2 separate regions of the Homo sapiens genome follow, and region 1 is linked to region 2. A link is an interaction called in ENCODE POLR2A ChIA-PET data of the cell type or tissue named here. Cell type or tissue: MCF 10A. All regions are shown on one strand. Each heading gives the region's core, and the rest is flanking DNA. Links, peaks and the distances in the headings are about the cores only. Region 1 overlaps MYO5C (myosin VC). Region 2 overlaps ARPP19 (cAMP regulated phosphoprotein 19).

Region 1 (5,380 bases), core at 222-5,221, 270 kb before region 2:
TCCACCTCCCAGCCGCCTGCCTTGGCCTCCCAAAGTGCCGAGATTGCAGCCTCTGCCCGGCCGCCACCCCATCTGGGAAGTGAGGAGCATCTCTGTCTGGCCGCCATCCCATCTAGGAAGTGAGGAGCGCCTCTTCCCGGCCGCCATCCCATCTGGGAAGTAAGGAGCGTCTCTGCCCAGCCGCCCATCGTCTGAGATGTGGGGAGCGCCTCTGCCCTGCCGCCCCGTCTGGGATGTGAGGAGCGTCTCTGCCCGGCCGCCCCGTCTGAGAAGTGAGGAGCCCCTCCGCCCGGCAGCCGCACCCTCTGAGAAGTGAGGAGTCCCTCCGCCCGGCAGCCACCCCGTCTGGGAGGAGAAGAGTGTCTCCGCCCGGCAGCCGCCCCGTCCGGGAGGGAGGTGGGGGGTCAGCCCCCGCCAGGCCAGCCGCCTCGTCTGGGAGGGAGGTGGGGGTCAGCCCCCCGCCCGGCCAGCCGCCCCGTCCGGGAGGGAGGTGGGGGGGGTCAGCCCCCCGCCCGGCCAGCCGCCCCGTCCGGGAGGTGAGGGGCGCCTCTGCCCGGCCGCCCCTACTGGGAAGTGAGGAGCCCCTCTGCCCGGCCACCACCCCGTCTGGGAGGTGTGCCCAACAGCTCATTGAGAACGGGCCATGATGACAATGGCAGTTTTGTGGAATAGAAAGGGGGGAAAGGTGGGGAAAAGATTGAGAAATCGGATGGTTGCCGTGTCTGTGTAGAAAGAGGTAGACATGGGAGACTTTTCATTTTGTGCTGTACTAAGAAAAATTCTTCTTCCTTGGGATCCTGTTGATCTGTGACCTTGCCCCCAACCCTGTGCTCTCTGAAACATGTGCTGTGTCCACTCAGGGTTAAATGGATTAAGGGCGGTGCAAGATGTGCTTTGTTAAACAAATGCTTGAAGGCAGCATGCTCGTTGAGAGTCATCACCACTCCCTAATCTCAAGTACCCAGGGACACAAACACTGAGGAAGGCCGCAGGGTCCTCTGCCTAGGAAAACCAGAGACCTCTGTTCACTTGTTTATCTGCTGACCTTCCCTCCACTATTGTCCTGTGACCCTGCCAAATCCCCCTCTGCGAGAAACACCCAAGAATGATCAATAAAAAAAAAAAAGAAAAAAGAAAAAAAAAAAAGAAAAACTAACAAACAAACAAACAAACAAACAAAGTTCACAGTTACAAGTACTAGACTAGGACAATGCTGGATGAGGAACCTATCTATTAGTTAATATAAATCGCCTTACTTAATCAATAAAACAGAAAAGTCACTGGATGGATATCAATCATGACTACCCCTAAATCATTTGAGTTGCTTTAATCCTTAACAGCTAGCAAAAAGCAGAAGCTTGCCGAAACGTGACATGGATGTGTAAGTTTTGAGAGAACGAGAATGGAAGAATGACCTGGCAGGCAGTGACACACACTCTTGTGCAGATAGGACGATGGAGGCCTCATAAAGAAACACACAGACACGCCTGTCTCAGGCACACACACCCACACCCATCCTTGTTGCCACGGGCTACACAGCTCCTACCCCAGGTCTGCTATTGAAAATATTTATTACTAACGTCATGAAGCTTACTTCATTAAAATGGATTAGGAATGGGATCCTCATAAGAGACACCTGAGAGTTGGATGTATTTTCTACAATATGTACCTATTACTTTCATAATCAGAACAATGAATGTTAATCTTTAAAGGCAAATATCAAAATATATGCCCCCCAAAAGAATTGTACATGAATTACCAAATTTATCAAGAATTGGCCACTACAGAGTCTCAGAACTGATTATCTACTCCAAGTTGTTTGTCAAACTCCTTTTTAGAGCTGCAGAAAGCCTACTTCAAAAGGAAGTTCTGGCCAGGCGCGGTGGCTCACGTGTGTAATCCCAGCACTTTGGGAGGCCGAGGTGGGTGGATCACCTGAGATTGGGAGATTGAGAATAGCCTGACCAACATGGAGAAACCCCGTCTCTACTAAAAATACAAAAGTAGCTGGGCGTGGTGGCGCATGCCTCTAACCCCAGCTACTTGGGAGGCTGAGGCAGGAGAATCGCTTGAACCCGAGAGGCGGAGGTTTCTGTGAGGCAAGATCTTGCCATTGCACTGCAGCCTGGGTGACATGCGTGAAACTCCGTCTCAAAAAAAAAAAAAAATTAAGTTGTAACAGCTGGCTAAGCGAAGCTGGTGAAAGTGGAGGTGTTCTGATGGGAGCTGGAGCTGAGAGCCCTGGGGGCCTTCCAAGGAAGCCTGGGCTCTGAGAAGTAATGTGAAAGTCACTAGGCCAATCAATCCTTTTGTTTAACAGAGCCCCTAACTGAAGCCCAGAGAGAAATAACTCACCAAACAGCAGACAGAGTCTCAAAGGACCAGGACTCCAGCAGAGCTAGGGCCTGTGACTCCTAGTTTGAACTCCGTATTAGTTAAGCGAATCTGGCCCTGAAAGTAATCCTGAACTCTGAACTGCAACCATCTACTTGAGAGTCCATGTGCTCTCCTAACTATAATTTAGGATTGGTTTCAGCTAAAAGTGGTATTAAATGGCAGGCAGTATTAGGACATACGTAACCACTGACGGCTTCTCTTCTGAAGACCAGTGACTCCTCAGCCCAGTACCCCAGGCCGCCCACACCCTGCGATCCTGGTGCTTCTGCTGGCATTGAGTGCCCTGCAGCTGAAACCCAGCCTGGTAAGTAAACAACGGTGAGTTTACTCAGCTCCGGGTAAGTTCCACCCATTCATTCCTGTCCCCTCCTCCCTCACATTCCTCTACCCACAAAGCAATGCTTCAAACTGGAGGAAGAGTTAACTTTACAGCATTCATCCAAACAGATGCAGTCCGCAGTTCATGCAAACAATGTAACCAGCTGTCAACTGACCTCCAGAATATGGGGCCTTCCCATGAGGCAGGAGTCTGTGGACTGGGATGGAACAGCTCGCCAAGCCCTTCAGCGGAGCCAGGAAAGAGAGGGCCACCTCCCAACTTCCCTGAGTGCCCTCCCCATGCCAAGGCGCCAAGCTGAGGCAGAGGCTCGGGACCACTGAACCTTATGAGCTCAAGACCATGCCAGCCACCCCCCCAAGGCACACAGGTGAGATGAGAACAGCATCTTCTCACGCCGCCTGCTTTTCTGAGGGATCTTCTGGCATGAGCCACAGAAATGACTTGAAGACTTATATGGAAGATGGGACAAGATGGGACGACATGTGTTTCCCTCCTAGAACCGCTTTCTGGACTGGGAGTGTCCACACTCCAGGTCAGCCAGGCCAGATTGTCACACCATGCCCCTCTCTTCCTCCTCCTCTTCATTCGCTCCTCATGGGCCCCTCCCCTGGCTCCCCTGCCCCTCCCACTGCCCCCCATGTCCGTGTCTCCCAAGGTCCTTCCCAGCCTCTTCTCATGATAGGCTGTTTCTGGAGAGTTCCACCCAATTCCACAGCTTCTGCAACTGCCTGGCACCTGTGCATCTGAGACCTCCCACCCAGATCGTGCACTGGAGCTCTACACCACATTTCCAATTGCCTCCAAGATGTCAGCCCCTAAATGTCCTCATAGACTCATAAATTCCAAACTCCAGTGATGCCGACGCTCCTCCTTCCTAGCTCTCTTGCCCCTCATGTCAGAAGCCTGGGACAGTGCTGGGCACCCCTCTGTGTCTCCACCCCAACAGCCCAACAGTCACCAGGTGCTAGAAAAGACTGCCTTTTAAAAGCCCTCTCCTGTCCGCCCCTGCCTACCAGCCCCCTTGCCATGGCCATAAGTCAGCCCCCAACCCTACCCCCACCAATCCTCTCTTGACTGGTGCAGCAGCCCCCGGAGGCTTCCTCAGCCAGGCTGAGCACGAGGTTTCTTTGGGCAGACAGACTCTCTCATCCGTACTTGATTGGAATTCCTGTGGGTGGGGCCCGGCAAGAGAAAAGCTTTGAAAATCAACCCCCACATGGGTTTTGAGGAAGAGCCAGGCCTGGGCAACCAGCATTCTGGCCAATTTCCTGCTCAGGCCTCACCCTCTTTTCAATCCACCCTCTGCCTGTGGCCACCCAAAACCACTAGCACTTTCTGGAACATGGCAGGCCTTCTTTGGCTTTCTGCTGTGTACTTCTGTTCCTTCCACCCTAGCCCCACCCATCCTCTCCCCATCCAAGAGCAAACAGCTCTGAACAGTCTGGAGTAGCTGGAGACACTCCTCATCTTGGCACTCTCCTTGCCACTTGCCATCTAGCAGAGCTGGATGCTTCCCTTGAGCGCTCTCTGCTCCTCCCCCAGGTATCTAGGCTGCCTCCCATCTCCCCCACTGGCATTTGAACTTTAAGAGCCTGGTCTTTGTGCTTGGAATCCAATGCAAAGGCTTCCCATAACTAGCACTCCATAAACAACTTTTGAACAAAAATTCAAATTCCCAGTGGTTCAGTTGCACCAATTAAAGACTAAGTATTTCAGTCTTTTCATCCCTTTTTTTCTCTTTGAACTACCCATACATAATACAATGGATACATTTAATTTTCCAGAGTTGTTAATGGTATATAGAAGTCTAAAAACTATTTAGAATTAGCCAAATTAAAAAAAAAATCGTTACGCTGAACTTTGACCTCATTTTAGACAGGGGCCCTGGACTGCTAGTCAAGACACTTCTTTTGACCTTGCACATCTGAGTTTCAGCAGAACTTTGAAGATATTTGTGAGTTCCTCTTGCACAAGTGAAAGAAACAGATGGTGGAATGACTGTAGTGAACCTGTCACTACACAGTCATAACCTGAGTTCTAATTAATGAGCAAGAGCAACCTTTAGGAAAAAAAAAAAAAAAAGGTCTCCAGAGGCATGCCACAGAGCTCTACCGCCTCCCCTTTCATTCAACACTTTCACCAGTATCGTAGATGAAAAAACAAAACACATGTATCAAACAAGCAGATGAAATGATTGATTAGCTAAAGATGATCAAGATTCAAAAGGTTTTTACAAGCTACAGAAACGCTGGGCACTAAACAAAACAGAAAATTTTATAGGGATAAATGTAAAGTCTGTATTTAGGTAAAAAAAATCAACTGTATTATAATAGCATCAGTATTTGAGTAATCTTTATTAAGCATTATGTGTCAGGTGCTGTGCTAAGGATTTTACACGCCATTAATCCTCATAGTGACCTCCTCAGCTGGTAAGCATGATTCAGTCCATTATACTGGTGTGGAAACTCAGGTTAAGTAACTTGCCTGGTGTCACCCAGTTAGTAAGGGGCAGGACCAGGACTTGATTTGACCCACCAGGGGCAGAGCATGTACCAGCTCTGCTTAAAGCACTAACATAATGCCAGGATACACTGAGGGATGCTCACAAGAAGTTGCACCGTACTCATGGCTGAGCAGATCAAG
Region 2 (5,380 bases), core at 176-5,175:
CTTGTACTGAATTATACTCTTAGATTAATAAATAAGAGATTATTGATTTGAAGAACATTTTTATAAACCTTAATCCATACCCTGTTCTGAAACGAGTAATAATTTTTAATGTTTAAACACAACAAAGAGCATATTAGTTTCATTCAACTTCAACCTTAGCAATAGGTATTATTTTAAACATTTTTGCAATTTAGTTATATAAATACTATGATGTAATTTGCATTTCACTGATGTCTATAATATATAAACATTTCTCTGTTTTTTATATTTCCTGTTAAAATCCTTTATCCAGGAGCACCTTAAGTGTTTTTCTTGTACACTTAAAAGTTCCCTTTCATATATTTAAAAGTTTCTGTATGTATTTTAGACATTAACTAACATTTTTGTAATAACTTCCCTACTTGATTATATATTTCATGGTACGGGAGTTTTACATCTTCATAAATTTGGTGTCATTATTCCATCATCCTAGTATTTCAAAGCTGTGAATATTATTCTTTCATGTAAGATTAAAAATACCATTCTATTTTTTGCCACTTTAAAACAATCCATATGTACCTAGAGCTAATACACACACAGACGTGTTTTAAGCAAGGAGCCGATATCAGTATATGAATGTATTTAAGGAGAAACATGATTTAGCATCTCATTCAACAATTCTCTTCCGTAAGTAGTATTTCATCCTTCCCTGTATAGTAAGTAATTTGAATATGCTTAAGCTGAAGATGGAACTCTCTAATTTTTTACAGCAAAGGAAGGGGTCACAGGACAATACTTAGGGAACAAACAGGCCAGCATTATCTCAATCTCATTATTGAGAAATAATGGTATCTACCTCGCAAAACATGGCAAGAATTTGAAAATAATATCTTCAGTAATTTGAACTATGAAAATGAAAATGTTTAAATTGTATTAGAGTAAATCTGACTGTGAAACATATTACATAAAGGAGATAGCTGTGCATTTATTAAGTGATCATTTCATCCAAATAAGTATTTTAAGCTTTTGAATGTTGTGTGGGAATCACCTGCAAAAAATATGGAAGTTTCAAAATATGGGCAGAAGGATAAACACCAGCTTCTGGATAGTGGCTGCTTTTGGAGAGATAAGGGAAAGGGCTCATATTTACATATAGGGTGGGTTTCAACAGTATCTACAACATTTTCTTTCTTAAGAAAGATAAAACTGAAACCAACATGGCAAAATATAAACATTAAATCTGGGAAGGGGTATATGGGTTCTGTTATATCTGCACTATTTCTACATGCTTTAAATAGTTTATTATTAAAAATGCTGAAGAGTTGTAGATTCTCACAATGCTTATTTATAAACTGCAAAATATTGGAAAAACCCATTACAGATACATATACACATATGTACATACCTGATAAAGTACAATGCTATACGCACAGATATCCGTTTCACAATCTGTCAGCATACTGAGTTTGTAGGGCTTAAGTATTTGGAAATTACCCATGAGAACTTACCCCTTTCTGCAACCGTTTCCTTAAGAAATCTGAACCTCCAGGCTTTTGTCCCAGATGAGGATATCTTGCTTTTAATTTTGCTTCTTCTGCTTTCTCTGGACTAGTCACTTTATCTTCCATTTCCTAAAATAATTTCAAATAAATTACTTCTCTATTACAACTCAGTTATTTAAAATAATTCACCTTTAAAAATCTGGATTCTGAATTCTAGTTGTTAAATGCCAAGTACCACAGCATCTGACTAAGAAATCAAACCCAGAAGCCTTTAAAACATCTCTATCTTGTTTTTCAAAAGATCCATGTGATAGCTCTATTATAGCTGTGATGCATGTGTAACACCCCACACACTGGATAAAAATATCAAGATAGCTCAGCTCTGAAGTCTTGCTTGCCATTACTTTTCCAGTCATGTATAATACATTTATAGTTAGTCACCTTCTATGGAACTCTTCAGTTCTTTGCCTATATTTAGAGAATCATCCTAATACTGTTAAAATATACAGAATTTTTTCTATTTATCTAAAATTATGTATGATTTGAAGTTAGATTCTTTACTAGAAATTAACAGCAGCCTACTTATCAGTACATTTTTCTTGAATACAGATGATCCTGATATTTGTTTTTTTATAATAAATTTTTAATATTTTTATTATTTTAAATAATAGAGATGGGGTCTTGCTATATTGCCTAGGCTGGTCTTGAACTCCTGGGCTCAAACAATCCTGCCTCGACCTCCCAAAGTCATAGGATTACAGGCATGACCCACCATGCCTGGCCCATCCTGTTATTTTTAAAGAAGAGAAACATCATTTTTGTCAATCCTCACATCTATGTATATCATTGCCTAACTCTCCCCCATGTTTAAAATGACAAACTCTGTTCATGTCAAACATCCTATTCTTTAATATATCAAAAACCTGTTTCCTGACAGAACTATCAATTCTTCCATCTATTCACTTTGAACAACAGTCTTGATTTAGTCTGCTTTCTTTCAAAGTGCTATATTTAATAGGGAAGGAGTGTTTATTACTTCATGGCAAGTACTGCAGAAGAATTAATCAAGAAAAACAGACTGGGCACGGTGGCTCACTCCTGTAATCCCAACACTTTGGGAGCTGTGGGCGGATTGCTTGAAGCTAGTAGTTCGAGACCAGCCTGGGCAATATGGACAAAACCCAACCTTTGTAAAAAAGTTTAAAAATTAGCCGGGCATGATGGTACATGTCTGTGGTTCCAGCTACTCAAAAGGCTGAGGCAAAATGACTGCTTAAGCATGGAAGGTTGAGGCTGCAGTGAGTCATGATCACACCACTGCACTCTAGCCTGGGTGCATACCCAGGTCTAGCGAGAACTTGTCTCAAAACAAAACAGAAAAAAAAAAAAAAAGAAAGAAAAAGAGAAAGAGAAAAAGCTGTACTGAGATAGATAAACCGGGCAGCTGGCAAGGCACATTTTCTAAGTAATGGACTCATTTCTGCACATTAAATCAGCAAAATCACATACCTCTGCCTATCTTGAGCCTTCCAGGTTACTTAGGAATAGTCAAAGCAGGAATGTTAAATCCATAAATGTCAAACCTATGTTCTTATATAGCAAGCAAACCATTTATCTATCTAAGCACTGAAAGAAAAAAAAACTTCATAAAATTTTGGCATATATTTCACTCAAAATTATATTCATACATTAAAAAAAAAAAAAAAAGATGAAGATCCTGTTTCCCTTCCCTTTGTACCCACGGGGGGGAAAAAATTACAGGTCAGGCCATATTGCCCAAACTGGTCTTGAACTCCTGGCCTCAAAGCTATCCTCTCACCTCAGCCTCCCAATGTGCTGGGATTATAGGCATGCACCACCACATCCAGCTCTCATACATGTTTTATAATCAGCTTCATTCACTTTATATATTATCAGTATTTCATCCTGAACTGCTTCTTCATTTGTTGTTAGATCTTCTCATTTTCAGTCTCGGAGAATTTTGAGAAAAAAGCTGCTTCTGTCAAATACTGTTTTCTGTGGAGCCTCTTTTTATGTTGCAGATTCATCCATTTATGTTATCTCTTTACAGTGGCCACGTCATTCACTCACTTGACATGCACGACATTCAATTATGTGCACTTAGCCAGAAATAGAGAATTTAAATAGTGGTGAGTCTACCAGTCATTCCATTCAAGAAGGGTATGCTCCAGAGAGGTAAGTGTGAGGTATGTGATGCAAACCTGCCATTCCCACGTTAGTCTCTCGTTGGGTATCTTGCAGAGCATAAGTACATCAACATGCTGTTTATCATTGCAGTGTTTAAAATCTCAGCCCGTACAATACAAGCCTATTACCTTAGCTAGCACTCAACTTAAGAATCACCCTAGCCATCTAGCCATCTGTTCAAACGCTGGACATAAAAGTGACTACCTGCTCTACTGAGAATTGATGGGGCAGTCTCCAATATGATTATGCCTTCTCTAGAATTTTGTCAAGGGTGATTTTAGCTATATGTGATTTTTTTCCCTTACTAACATTAGAACCTAACCCCATGTAAGATATGACTATACCATATTCATCACCAAAGCCAGAGAAATAAACATAAATGTAAGATTACCAAGTTTAATGTAGGAAGGCGGGCTGAGTCACTGCACAGCTTCGATGTGGCTCAGCCCTCACTGCAGATATCTACTGCAGCCCAAGGGTGTTCTCAGTGCTGCAGTTTAGAAGTGGATGTGGGAGGAGAGGCCTACTCTTGGGTTTCCCTGCACAGCTGGCTTCAAATAATTTTGGCTGAAAAGGATCCCAAGCTAATTGTCACCCTTTAGTCCCTGCACCTTCAAATTAAGGGTGTTACTGGAGTCCTACATTTCCAATAAAAATTCAGCTTTCTTGAGCCTAGGAAGTGAGAGCTCTCCACTTCTTCCTTTGATTTGAAATAGTTCTCCAAGTCTAATAGTTCCCCGAATTCCTTAAAAATTTTTAAAGGAAAATTGTATGTAGGTAGCAACTTACTCTGGTTTCCAGTGTTTCTGCAGGTTTCCTCCATTTGATATATAAAGGAAAATACCTTGTACACAATCCGGGCATTCCCTTATTTTCTTTTTCTTTTTTTTTTGCCATGTTGGCCAGGCTGGTCTCGAACTCCTGACCCCAGGTCATCTGCCCGCCTCGGCCTCCCAAAGTGCTGGATCACAGGCATGAGCCACTGGGCCCAGCCGCATTCCCTTGTTTTCTTAATAAGGAATACATTGATATATCATATTAAGCATGCTTAATTAAATTAAAAAATGTTTGGGTAAAACAGCATCTATGAGCTGCAAATGTCATTTATATTTAGAATGAATTTATAACATGTCTTAGAAAAAAACAAGCCGATTCTTGAACTTTCTTGCCAAATACATAGCACAACTGAAAGCCCCTGCTAGCTGCAACTTCCTAACTGGATTCAGAATTTCAGTTGGATTTAACAGGGGGGAAAAGATGACCTAATCTAGATTTTTAAATGTGGTAAACACCATTAAGACTTCCACAAAAGTTTTCATGAATCCTACAGAAACATTCTACAGAGCTAGGCAGTTCTAGGACCTTAATGATAAGTTAGTTCAAGTGCTTGGACATGCATTAATATTCTGACAGTTACTGAGTTCTTATTAGGTTCTGTCAACGGCATCTATGCCAGATTAAAAGGCATGAGAGAAAGAATCCATTCTGCTCCTGGTGATGCCACCACCAACAGCAGACAGCAGTCGCCCCTGTGAGCTCCTACAGAGGGACATATGGCAGATAAACAGGGGCTCTAGTAGCAGCTACACGACAAGGGAGGCAGACGATGGTGGACTCTGAACAGTACTCATCCTTGCAGGGTCAAAGGCTTTCTGTAATCCTTACCTCTGGAAACACCATCTTCCTCCCTT

The links. Peaks named below come from ENCODE experiments on the same cell type or tissue, not always from the same donor. Only the 100,000 strongest peaks of a DNase experiment are listed, where the experiment ranks them.
Region 1: POLR2A ChIA-PET joins it to region 2 with 5 read pairs; 3 of 35 experiments call an interaction of 5 or more read pairs at or near these places.

What each region holds. Positions count from the first base shown.
Region 1 is chr15:52,285,824-52,291,203 of GRCh38, forward strand. The region is part of intron 1 of MYO5C (myosin VC); the gene reads right to left. Among named protein-coding and RNA genes, the nearest start is that of MYO5C, 7.3 kb to the right of the region's middle. RefSeq lists an enhancer at 282-1,038. In MCF 10A, for the core only: no CTCF peak of the experiment used is centred there; a DNase peak (open chromatin) is centred at 2,688.
Region 2 is chr15:52,555,613-52,560,992 of GRCh38, forward strand. It overlaps ARPP19 (cAMP regulated phosphoprotein 19), which reads right to left. Exons shown (of 3, transcript NM_006628.6): 2 at 1,488-1,610. Among named protein-coding and RNA genes, the nearest start is that of ARPP19, 11 kb to the right of the region's middle. In MCF 10A, for the core only: no CTCF peak of the experiment used is centred there; a DNase peak (open chromatin) is centred at 2,759.